Linked DNA regions of Homo sapiens: region 2 is linked to region 1. A link is an interaction called in ENCODE POLR2A ChIA-PET data of the cell type or tissue named here. Cell type or tissue: MCF 10A. All regions are shown on one strand. Each heading gives the region's core, and the rest is flanking DNA. Links, peaks and the distances in the headings are about the cores only. Region 1 has its middle 55 kb from the start of MIR205. Region 2 overlaps LOC105372896 (a long non-coding RNA gene).

Region 1 (5,380 bases), core at 93-5,092:
CTGGTCTTTTCCTTGACTCAGTTTTATTTTATTTTATTCTCTTTGTTTAGAACCGCAGTAACAGGTGAGAGTAGAAGTAGGATAATTGTAATGGGCACAGGTGTCTGCATCTCCTTCCCAAGCCCTTGTGACTGCCTTGACATAAGCCCTTTAGAGCTGGCCGCATTGACTGCTCACTCAGGTGACCCTCTGAGGCTGCAGGGCTCTGAAGTGTTTTCTACCTCTCATCTGCATGCAGATGGCTTAATGACTGATATATTAAAAACCAAGAAAGTGCTGGGTCTTAGATCTAGCAAGTGTTAGACACTTGACACAAAGAGAAGGATCATCTTGATCAACATGAACTAATTAATTAATTAGTTTACTTGCCAGACAGTGCATGAGAAACTCCTACATACCAGGTGTTTTCCTGGGCTCTAGGATTTCAAAGATGAGCAAGGTATGGGCTCTACTATGAAGGAAATTGATCACAAGCTGAGAAGGTGAAAAATAAAATCAATGACCCTAATATACTCTGAAAGTGCTATGATGGGCATATGCCTGGAAGGACATGGAAACATAAACAGGAGGCCTTCTCCCACCTGGTGGGGATAAGTTGGTGAATGACATTTTTCATGCATCCTTGGGAATATTTCATATAAAATTTGTGGCAGGTGTGGGGTAAAAGACAAGGAGATATAAAAAAGTATCTCTGTAGACAGGGCCTTGGACTCATTACTTACAGGGTTCCCTGTAGGGCTGAGGAATATGGCAGGCCAACCCCACTGGACAAGAAGGTAAATCCTCCAGTTCAGTGTGAAGAGCTCATCCCCTTAGAGAGGATTGCTGGACAGGGCAAGCCTTCCAGACTGCAGAAAGGGATCTGATCCTCATGTCACCTACCATTGCCATCCCAAGGGCCCTTGGTCAGCATAGAGGTTCTGAGTGAATCCTCAGTGCAAGTTCCCCTGAATCCACTGACAGGCCCATCTAGCCAGGTTGCAGTGGGACCATGGGCTCTCCTGGTCTAGATTGATCTGTATTGGCTTAGGTCACTTCTGTAAACATGTTCTGGGTGCTGACAATATATTTCACCATGCAAAACTTGCTTCTTCCACTTTACTCTTTTACTGTCTTTGGCTGGCCAATTCATCCTCGTTTATTCAGGGTTGTCCCAGTATTAAACCTGAAAGTCTTATGTCCCGGGAACCCCCTCAGTGCAAGGCAATCTGGGATGGTTGGGCATTCTACATCCCTCTGTTCCTCCACACTTCTTTATATACATTTGCTTCCCTTTCTTTTCTTCTTGCCTGCAAGCTCAGGCTTTGCAGTTATTATAAGGGCAATGTTTCACCCCTGCAGCAGGTCTGTTTTGCAGTGCCTGCCCACATCATATTCCCTTCTGGGGAATTCTGGGGAATATCCCTCTGTTACGCCAAAGATCCCTTCTCTGTAGTGGATACCTCCTCCTTCTAGCTGAAGATTTGACTAGGATTGGATTCTGTTTGGCAAATCATGACAAGGGTTGAGCTGGATCTTAATCTGCACTCTTTCTCATTCTTTCCTTCTCTCTCTCTCTCTCTTTTCCTCTCTTTATCTGCATTTATGTGGCTCCACAGCCAGGGAATCATTGGATTGCTTTGCCTCCACTCTGTGGAAATGTCCCAACTGGACAAAGAGTGACAGGCTGGCTCAGAGGCACCCAGTTGTCTTTGTCTGCGTCCATGCCCAACTGATCTGCTGAGTAGCAGGGATGATCTCTCTAGCAAAACCTACTACTGCTTGTGCCACAGCAAATGAATTGACTTCCTAGGGCTGTCATAACAAAGTACCACCAACTGGGCTGCTTAAAACAACAGAAATGTATTTTCTCACAGTTCTGGAAGCTTTAAGTCCAAAATTGGGTGTCAGTATGGCCCTGCTTCCTCTGAGACTCTGGACAGACATTTCCCTTGTCTCTTCCTGGCTTCTGGTGGTGGCCAGTGATCTTTGGTGTTACAGCAGCAGCATGTCAATCTCTACCTCTGTCACCACATGGCATTCTCCCTATGGGTCTCTGAGACTCTTCTGTCTTTGAAGGATATCTGTCATAATGAATTAAGGGCCCATCTTACTCTGGGATGACCTCATTTTAACTAATTACATCCACAATGACCCTAGTTTCAAATAATGTCATATTCTGAGGTGCTATGAGTCAGAGCTTCAACATATCTTATTAGGGGGCATAATTCAGCCTATAATAGTCAGCAAGTGGAAAAGGATGGATAGGGGCCACTTTCTTTAAAAGGTGGCTGTGTATGCAGCAGTTGCTAAGGCTTCATATAGCCTTCCTTCGGATCACTTAATTGGCCTTTGAGGAAGCTTTCATTCTGTTCTTGTCTTCCTGTTTGTTTGTCTTCTTTCATCTGGTCCTGTCCTTTTCCCTTTTTCCATTCCCCAAATCTTTTCAAGCCACTGCTCCTAGGTCCCACTACACCTTCCTCTAGGGAAGCTCTTTGCTTCCATAGCTCCAGGACTTACTGCACACTTCATCTCAGCTTGAACCACTTCCTCTGAGTCATTTTCACTCTCAACCCTGGGAATCTACAGAAGGGCTGGGGATGGTGGTGACAGGGACAAGCAGACTCCACATAAAGTATTGCCAAATAATGAAGATTTATCCTATCTAGAAATCTGTGTATTCACTTGATCAGTTATTCATATTGTGGATTTCCTGTGTAATATCATTTAGGAAAGGGATTCTGCTCTTTAAAAGATATAGAAATTATAGCTATAAGACACACAGTGAGAGGAGGCCTGTGACCATAGAGCTGAAAGTCTGATTTGCGTGACAACCTGGAGACTTATTGCAGAACTGGATAAGCATTAAGTATTAGCACTGGCTTGAGGTCTCAGAAGTCACCCCCTTCAGTTGTTTTCACACTTTGAAAGTGTAGGGAAGAAAGACTTTTCCTTTATCCTTTAGGTTCAATAGCTAGGTCTATGAAGTAAACTGACAACAGGCATATTAACAGAAGAATAGGCATACAAATGTATTAATGTTTAATGTTAGATGCACAGGGGCATCCTGGGGGGAAAAGCAAATACCCCCAAAAGTGGTGATATTTAAAAAGCTGTATATCCATCTTAATAGGGGAGGGGGAGAGGGATGTAGGCCACCTGAGGGAAAGTAAGTGATTTTTATAAAAGATGAATGGGCTTTTAAAAGAATAAATAGGATATGATATTTTGTGACAAAGTTTGTCTGGGTTTAGTGTCAACTTCTACAGATGCTCTTTGACTTAAGATGGGGTTACATCCTGATAAATGTATCATAAGTTGAAAATGCGTTCAGTTTGCCTAACCTACTGAAGCTACTGAACATCATAGCTTAGCCTAGCCTGCATTACATGCGCTCAGCTTACATTAGCCTACAGTTGGGTCAAATCATCTAATACAAAGCCTGTTTTATAATAAAGTGTTGAGTATCTCATGTAATTTGCTAAATACCATACTGAAAGTGAAAGCACAGAATGGTTGTATGGGTACTCAAAATACTACTGAATGCCTATATCACCTTTGCATCACCCTAAAGTCGAGAAATCATAAATCAAACCATCCTAAGTCAAGGATCGTCTATAGCCTCCTCTCCTGTGATAAGAGCCAACCTTCCCTGGTTGATGAAACTCCCAGCAAAGGGATTTATGCCAATTGAATTCTTTTTGAAGGATCTGTCTTCAGGCAGATAAGGAGACTTCAGTGAAAGCCTCTCCCTGCATCTGCTATTTTTCAAGTGTTTTTAGCTCAAAATAATCAAAATACTAAAGCGACATAATTTGGGGTGGCTTGTCCTGCACCCCTCCAACATCATATTTTGGGGTGGCATATTCTGATCTCTGACATAAAGATGTGCAATCTCACGCCACATTCCCCTCCACCCCCTTAAAGCTAAGCAGTTACCCCACATGGAAAATGAATACAACTTGGCAGATGTTCTAATGGCCAGGCCCAGAGTCCTGCCTCTTTCCATTTTTTTTTTTTAGCCATTGCTGAAGTTCTTGAAGGAACTCTACATTTGAAAATCTCCAAGTGCTGGTCCAACCTGTAAGTTTTAGATGAACATAAGGCCCAGAGGGGAGCAGAGATTTGCCCAAGGCCTCATAGTGATTGTTGGCAGAGCCCCAAGTGGCAGAGAGCTTTCCCATGATGAGCGCAGAGCTTGGGCCTCCAGCCAAGAGCAGAACAGGCCTCCTCTTGCTTTGACATCCATCATTCCTATCCCTTGGCCAGCAATTTTATCCTCTTGCTGTTCCACCCACTCCGCCCTTACTCATCCTTCCATGTTAAGCCCAAGCATTGCCTCCTTTGTGGAGTCTTATTAAACTGCTTATGCCAACTTAACTCCTTCCTTGTTCCCACAGCCCCTTTTGTCATCTATGTCAGAGCAGTTCTCATGTTCTACTGTGTGGACTTGTCTCTGGGCCAGTCGCTGCCACTTCTTATTACTGTATAACTTACTTCATTCCAAAAAGATTTCAGACAGATGTTTTTCTTGTCATTCTGAGGGTTCAACAGTGTAACTCCTGCACCTAGCAGGGTGTCAGCACATAGTAGGTGCTTATTTTTAGAACAAAAGATTGTGTGCAGTTTGGTAGAAGAAGCTGGGTAGAAATCAGCTTATATTCAAAGCCAATGTGCCCCAAATTTTAATGCACATTAAAGCATCTGGGAATTGTGTTAAAATTTGGATTCTGATTCAGGAGGTGTAGGTTAGGGCCTGTGATTCTGCATTAAACAAGTATCCAGTGGCTAGAGATGCTGTTGGTACTCAGGCCACATTTTTGAGAAACATAAGAGAGAAGATTACAGTGTGCCCTGTTAGCCATACTGATAAGAGACAGGAGAGCAGGGATAGGGTGGGGATCATTTTAAAGGGTTCAGGTCACATTCAGAAGGCATGCAGACAGCTGGGATTCAGAATGAGCCACAGAGATATGCCCCCAGCTGGTGATTTTTGTCTGCCTGAAATGGACTTTCAGCTTTGTTTACTTTGGTAAACAAATTCTCTCACCATTCAGCACATTGAGGCCTTCAGAAGGGAAGATAGACTGAGAATCTCTTGGCAATAATTCAATTCTTATGGGGAGAGGTGTGATGTTCCATCATAAAGATGATAAAATTCAGACTCTCTCTCACACACAAGGCTTGTACAGGGTTATTCAAACCACAGGGAACAGATGAAAAGAAAATGGCAATTAGATTTTCATCAAATCTATGTAACACCTTCCCTATCCTAACCTCCTTAGAACCTCACTGCAATCGCTTGCTTTAATTATCTTCCAGGAAGATTGGGACCTTGTCTGGGTTGTTTGCTAACAACCCTTAGCACCTAGCATGGTGTCTTGCATCTAGAAGGAACTCT
Region 2 (5,380 bases), core at 190-5,189, 240 kb after region 1:
TAATGGGTGCAGCACACCAACATGGCACATGTATACATAGGTAACAAACCTGCACATTGTGCACATGTACCTTAGAACTTAAAGTACAATAAAAAAAAAGAGTACATATATGAAGATATTGCTGAAAAAACAAAAAAAACAAATCCACCACAACAACAAAGATCTATAAGGTAAGATGTGAGGTAAGTCTATCCTTGACTCCCCAGCTATTGAGCAGCCAGAGGATATGGATAAGAAGCCGCTCGATTCAGCCCTTTGAGCCTTTGTTTCTGCTGGTGAGCTCTCGGATCACCTTCCCTCTGATAACTCTTTAAACATCAAGTAGCTGTTTAAAGCAACGTTTTCTTCTGTTCTTTTCCCTTTTTCTTGGTCAGTGGATTAGCCAAGATTGATTTTTCTGCATGGCTGGGGAAGGCCTAAGGTTAAAAGATAAAAAGGTGGATTCCTTTTAAATGTAATTTAGATTTTTTTTCCCCTGGCATTAGTTCTGATATCAACCACAGAATCACGTCAATGTTCCAGAAACACCTGGGCCCTAGCTACAGCTGCTGGGGTAGGGCAAACCTACACTTCCAGCATAGCACAGCTGGGGCGGTCTAGGCAGATTTGCCATCAGGTGTCATTCTCTCTCTCTCTTTCTCTCCATCTCCCCCTCCAGCCCCCAGCTCTTTCTGCCACCCTACCCATTTTTTTCTCTCTTCTTTTCTTTCTCCTATTCTGCTTGCAAAATGCAGCTAGAGGACACACATGTTTATTCTACTCCATTGTTCTTTCAAGTCAGTGTGTATTTATCTTTTGCAAACTAAAGAGCTCAAGGGAGAACTGTTTCTGAGTCTACCAGATGACAAAAAGAGCCAATCGATTGAGTCGGAAAGCCTGTCAATTCAGCGGAACATCTTTGGCATGAGTGGTGTGTGAACAAAACAGGATTCAATTTTCCACTTTTTGCCAGGTTTCTCTTTGGCAGTGAGTAGACCACATCCAAATGCTATGCCAGGTGCAATAAACCACCCTCTTCATTTCTAAGTGGCTATCTTTCCACTTCACCTTAAAGTGGATACCAGTAAGCCTCTGTATGTTAAGTGTAAATGAGTGGTTTTATAAATAATGTCCCTAAGGACTGGAGACTCCCTGGAGCTTGAGGCAGAGAGTATGGGACAATGGTAGGAAGGAGGTGATGTGATGTGACATAGCCAGAGAATTGGAGAAGTTGGGGATGGAGAGAAACTGTTATTCAATGGATGGGGCTAAGCAGGGAAAGAATATTTGAAAAAATAAGAGTGAGAACTTGAGGCATGGCCACTGCAAGCTGGATAATGCTTAAGATGGAAGCATTGGCCAGGTTCCCACACTGTGCATAGCCCAGTGGCTTAAAAGGTCTTACGCATTTGTGGCCTCAGGAAATGGCAGTGTGACATCACGACACTGTGTTTACATGGGATATGGGGGCAAGAGATGGGGGTCTGTGCCCTACTCTGCCATTCCTCTTCTTCCTTCTTTCCTCCCTTTCATCTTTCTTCATTTAATTATTGCTAAGATTGTAAGGGACTCTTGAGTAATATTTACATGTGTCTTAGCCACATTCAGTGTTAAATTCAAAGAGTTGGTTTCAATCCAGCCAGCCAGTGCAAAAAGCTTCTAAACGCCAGGATACGATTTCAAAAAGCTAGCAGGCTGGTAATTCCCCATCCAGAACCCTCCACCACCATTAGGTCAATAGATGGAGGTGGGGAGAGAGTTTGGACAATCTATCCAACCAAAATGAAGCTACAACAATAAAACAAAATGGAAGCCATTATATGAGTAATAATAGAGACAGACATTCGCAGACAAACTGGCCATAAATGCAAGAAGGAAGAACCGGAGAACTGAGAATGAAGGAAAATCTGAATTAGTCAGGATTTTCCTGATTACAAGGGGTAGAAACCTATCTTGACCAAGCTTAAGTGAAAAGGAAGTTTATTGGTTGATCTCATTAAAAAGCCCAGGATTACACTGACTGCAGGCACACTGGAGGCTCCAATGCCACCTGGTGTTCCAATGCCACCTGGAATGACACATCTTTGCTCTTCTCTGTATTAGCTTCAGTTTCAGACACACTTTTGCTTGTAGTGGCAAGAGAGCCCCCAGCATTTCCAGACTCAAACTCCATCTCACTAGTACCAGGAAAAGTTCCAGGTGGGCTCCCATTGGATCAATTTGAGCCATGTTCCTTCTCTGAACTAATTACTGTGGCCAGGGGAATAGGATGTCTTTATGGATCATGCCTTAGCCAGTTGTTCACCCCTGAAGCCTGGAGTGGGGCCAACCACACCCAAAGTACATGGTCTGAGAGTAAGCAAGAAATGATTCCGCCAGGAAAATCAGGAGTCTTCTTTACAGAAGAGCAAAGATGCTGGCAGGCAAAAACAACAGATGTCCACCCCAGATGCCAACAAGAAGCCAAAGTCATAAAACTGAACCAAGTACAGTTATGTACCGGTTTCTGGAATCCACCAGGAAAGGGTCAGATCTATATGAGGACTCAAGGTGTAAATGACAATTGCCCAGACGGCATTCTATATAAGGGTCTCTTTTTTAATAAATGTTTCAGGCCCTCCCTGGCCTGCTCCTTAACGCTTTAGAAAGAAACCTACTCTTTCTAGGCCTGACCCCAGAAACCCTAGTGCAGAAAGGGATCCCTTTGTAGAATGCAAGAGTGTCCTCCTGCCTTTCACTTTTTCATTCTCACAAAGTCTGGTCTTAAATCTTCACCCAGGCTAGACTCCTCCCCACCACATACATCTGTTTCTCCATTGATGCTACAGAGTAATCAGAAAGGGTCATTGGTATTGCTGTTCTGGTGAACATATCCATTGAAACAGATGCGTAGCAGATACCTGGGGCAGGAGTGGGAGTTGAGCAATGTGGCCCCGGCATAACTAGCATGAAGAAAAACCAAGGTAGAAGAGAAGAAGTGAGGAGCTGCCTAACAGGTTATATTTACCAAAATGTTTAAAAGGAAGGAGGAGGAAGCATACTTATTAGAAGATCTATCTCCATTTAAACAGCTCGCAAAATTAGCCGTCTCACCCATATGCCAAACACTGACAAAGAAAACACAACAGTCCTAGCACAAAAAAAGAGAGAGCAGAGCTGCAGTCTCAGGCTCTGAGAGGGCTCATTATCAAAGCTCTGTCTCCATCCTGTTGATATCAATCCTGGCAGGGCACCGTGGCTGCTGCCAGTGGAGAGGAAAAAATTACCCAGGCTGACGCCTCCAAATAATTGATAATTTGCCTCCTAAATGAACAAATCAAGTAAGATTTAATTGTTGGCGGGGACTGCCATCCAGGAACAGCAAAGTATATAATTGCTTAAGCATTACATATGGCTTTCCACGCATCCCCCCTCCCTCCCCCTTTCTTTTTATAAACCAAACATAATTGTTTAATGACATTGATGGGGAATAGACTTGTGACATTAAAAATGACACTTATGACATAACTGTCAGTTGATGACAGCTCACTGACAGCGCCAGTGAGAAATTAATCATTTTAGATGCTTTATGGTTTGCTCATTTAATGTCACAAATAAGATCTTGCTATCTAACCACATATAATCTCTCCCCGACAACCAACTCTGGTCCCTCTCCAGGGACAGTTTGGTTATTATCCTGCCTCTGGTATGGGGGCTGGCTGAGTGGGGCCTGGGGTAAGATTTTAGGAATAGTTGGTGGTGGGTTACCTGCAGGGAGGGGCTAGAAATTCCCTGGGGAAATTTGCACCTGAGCGGAGTCCACATTTAGTTCTCTCACTTGCCACTTGTTTAAGGAAGCTTTCAGGGGGAAAGAGCTAAACTGTTGGGACTGATTCTAATAAAGACAGAAAGCTGAGGAAGTAGAGAGGCTATTTTTAGCTGGTTAATGGGGAGTAAATGGGGCCACCCTGTGATATGCTAAGATATGCCTTGTGCTCATTGCTGACTGGTACTCCCACACTCTCTGCTGGGCAGACATCTGTTAATTGCTTTCTGTTGGACTTCACTTTGACATTTGGAGAAATGGAAGGAGACTACCTAACTATTTTCTCCCTAAACGATGTCTCTGTGGAGCTTGGGAGCAAGGGAGGAAGGAAGTGAGGTGAGTTGGAAGCTTGCTCTCTGCTCGAGTTTGCTAAAACCTTCAACACAGTGTGCCCAAGGCACTTTGGCCTGGATTTTATTGAAAACCCCTGTGTGGGCTCCAGACAATCCGTCACTGAAGTCTTTTCTTCCATGCTGCATTGGCCTGTGGTCTATTTAATCCGAACACATGCTTATCTCTCTACCCACCTTTCCATACATTTTACTAATCTTGTAAATAGATTCTAAAAAAATAATAAAATAAACTTTCCAATTTATAACAAAAAATGTTCTTCATCTCGTTGTGCATGCATCAGTGCTTTCTTGAGGAGGCAGCTCCTGTCACCAAGCAGCAGAAGGCTAAAAATCAAGCTTCCTAGGGTGAAGGTGGTAGTTTCACTCGTACGTAATCTTACCCTGCCTTTTCTTTCATTTAGACACCTAAGTTGCATTTGTATTTGCATTTAGTTAGGTTTAGCTATGTGGTGTAGTGCAATTAATGGCCACTAGGTGGCAACAAAGGACCTCTTGGCCTGATTATTGGCTGTAGGCAGTGACTGATACAGGTGAAATGAGCCTGCCTTCTGTTATAACAGTACCAGTGAAGACTTATTTGATGCTAACCACCTGGCAGGCACCATCATAAGTGCTTGCTTCTTATACATTAACACTTCGATCTGCAACAATCCTGTGAGTATTACAGAGATTAAGGAACTCACTCACATACCTAGCAGTTGGCAGAGCTGAAATTTAGCTTCGGTTCTGACTAATGACAAAGGCTGTATTCTTAGACTGCACTTTACTACACCCTTAAAAAATACCCTTCCAGTTTGGGGAAGAAGTTGAATAGCCAAAACAAATGCCTCACCATCACTGAGCTCTGAAGCTTCCTTCACATAAAATAAGAAGAAAAGGACACAGAAAGAGCAAATTTATCAAGGTACACAGACTCTCAGAGTTGGACAATTCTTGACCCTGTAGCCTAGGCTCCCATCCAGTAGAGGGGTCTCCCTGGCACAGCCCTGAAAGAAGATCACATGGTCTCTGCCAGACGACTTCTGGGAACTGGTCGCCAAATGAAGGTGGCATGAGTTTCTTCTCTGTCTGCTCATGGTGACTTTTCTTTCTAAGAAGAGGAATTCAGAGAGAAGAGACCAAAAAAAAAAAAAATCCGAACAAACAAATTCATAGCCCCTATCCATCAAAGTAGCTCTAGGGAACAATATGGATATGATGGTTAATTTCATCTGTCCACTTGACTGGACTGTGGGGTGCCTAG

What was found. ChIA-PET counts read pairs that join two places held together with the same protein. Peaks named below come from ENCODE experiments on the same cell type or tissue, not always from the same donor. Only the 100,000 strongest peaks of a DNase experiment are listed, where the experiment ranks them.
Region 2: POLR2A ChIA-PET joins it to region 1 with 7 read pairs; 1 of 35 experiments calls an interaction of 5 or more read pairs at or near these places.

What each region holds. Positions count from the first base shown.
Region 1 is chr1:209,484,216-209,489,595 of GRCh38, reverse strand. No RefSeq gene overlaps it. Among named protein-coding and RNA genes, the nearest start is that of MIR205, 55 kb to the right of the region's middle. In MCF 10A, for the core only: no CTCF peak of the experiment used is centred there; DNase peaks (open chromatin) are centred at 2,535 and 4,215.
Region 2 is chr1:209,248,087-209,253,466 of GRCh38, reverse strand. The region is part of intron 2 of LOC105372896 (a long non-coding RNA gene); the gene reads left to right. Among named protein-coding and RNA genes, the nearest start is that of LINC01696, 75 kb to the left of the region's middle. In MCF 10A, for the core only: a CTCF peak has its summit at 4,606 (motif pointing right); a DNase peak (open chromatin) is centred at 4,616.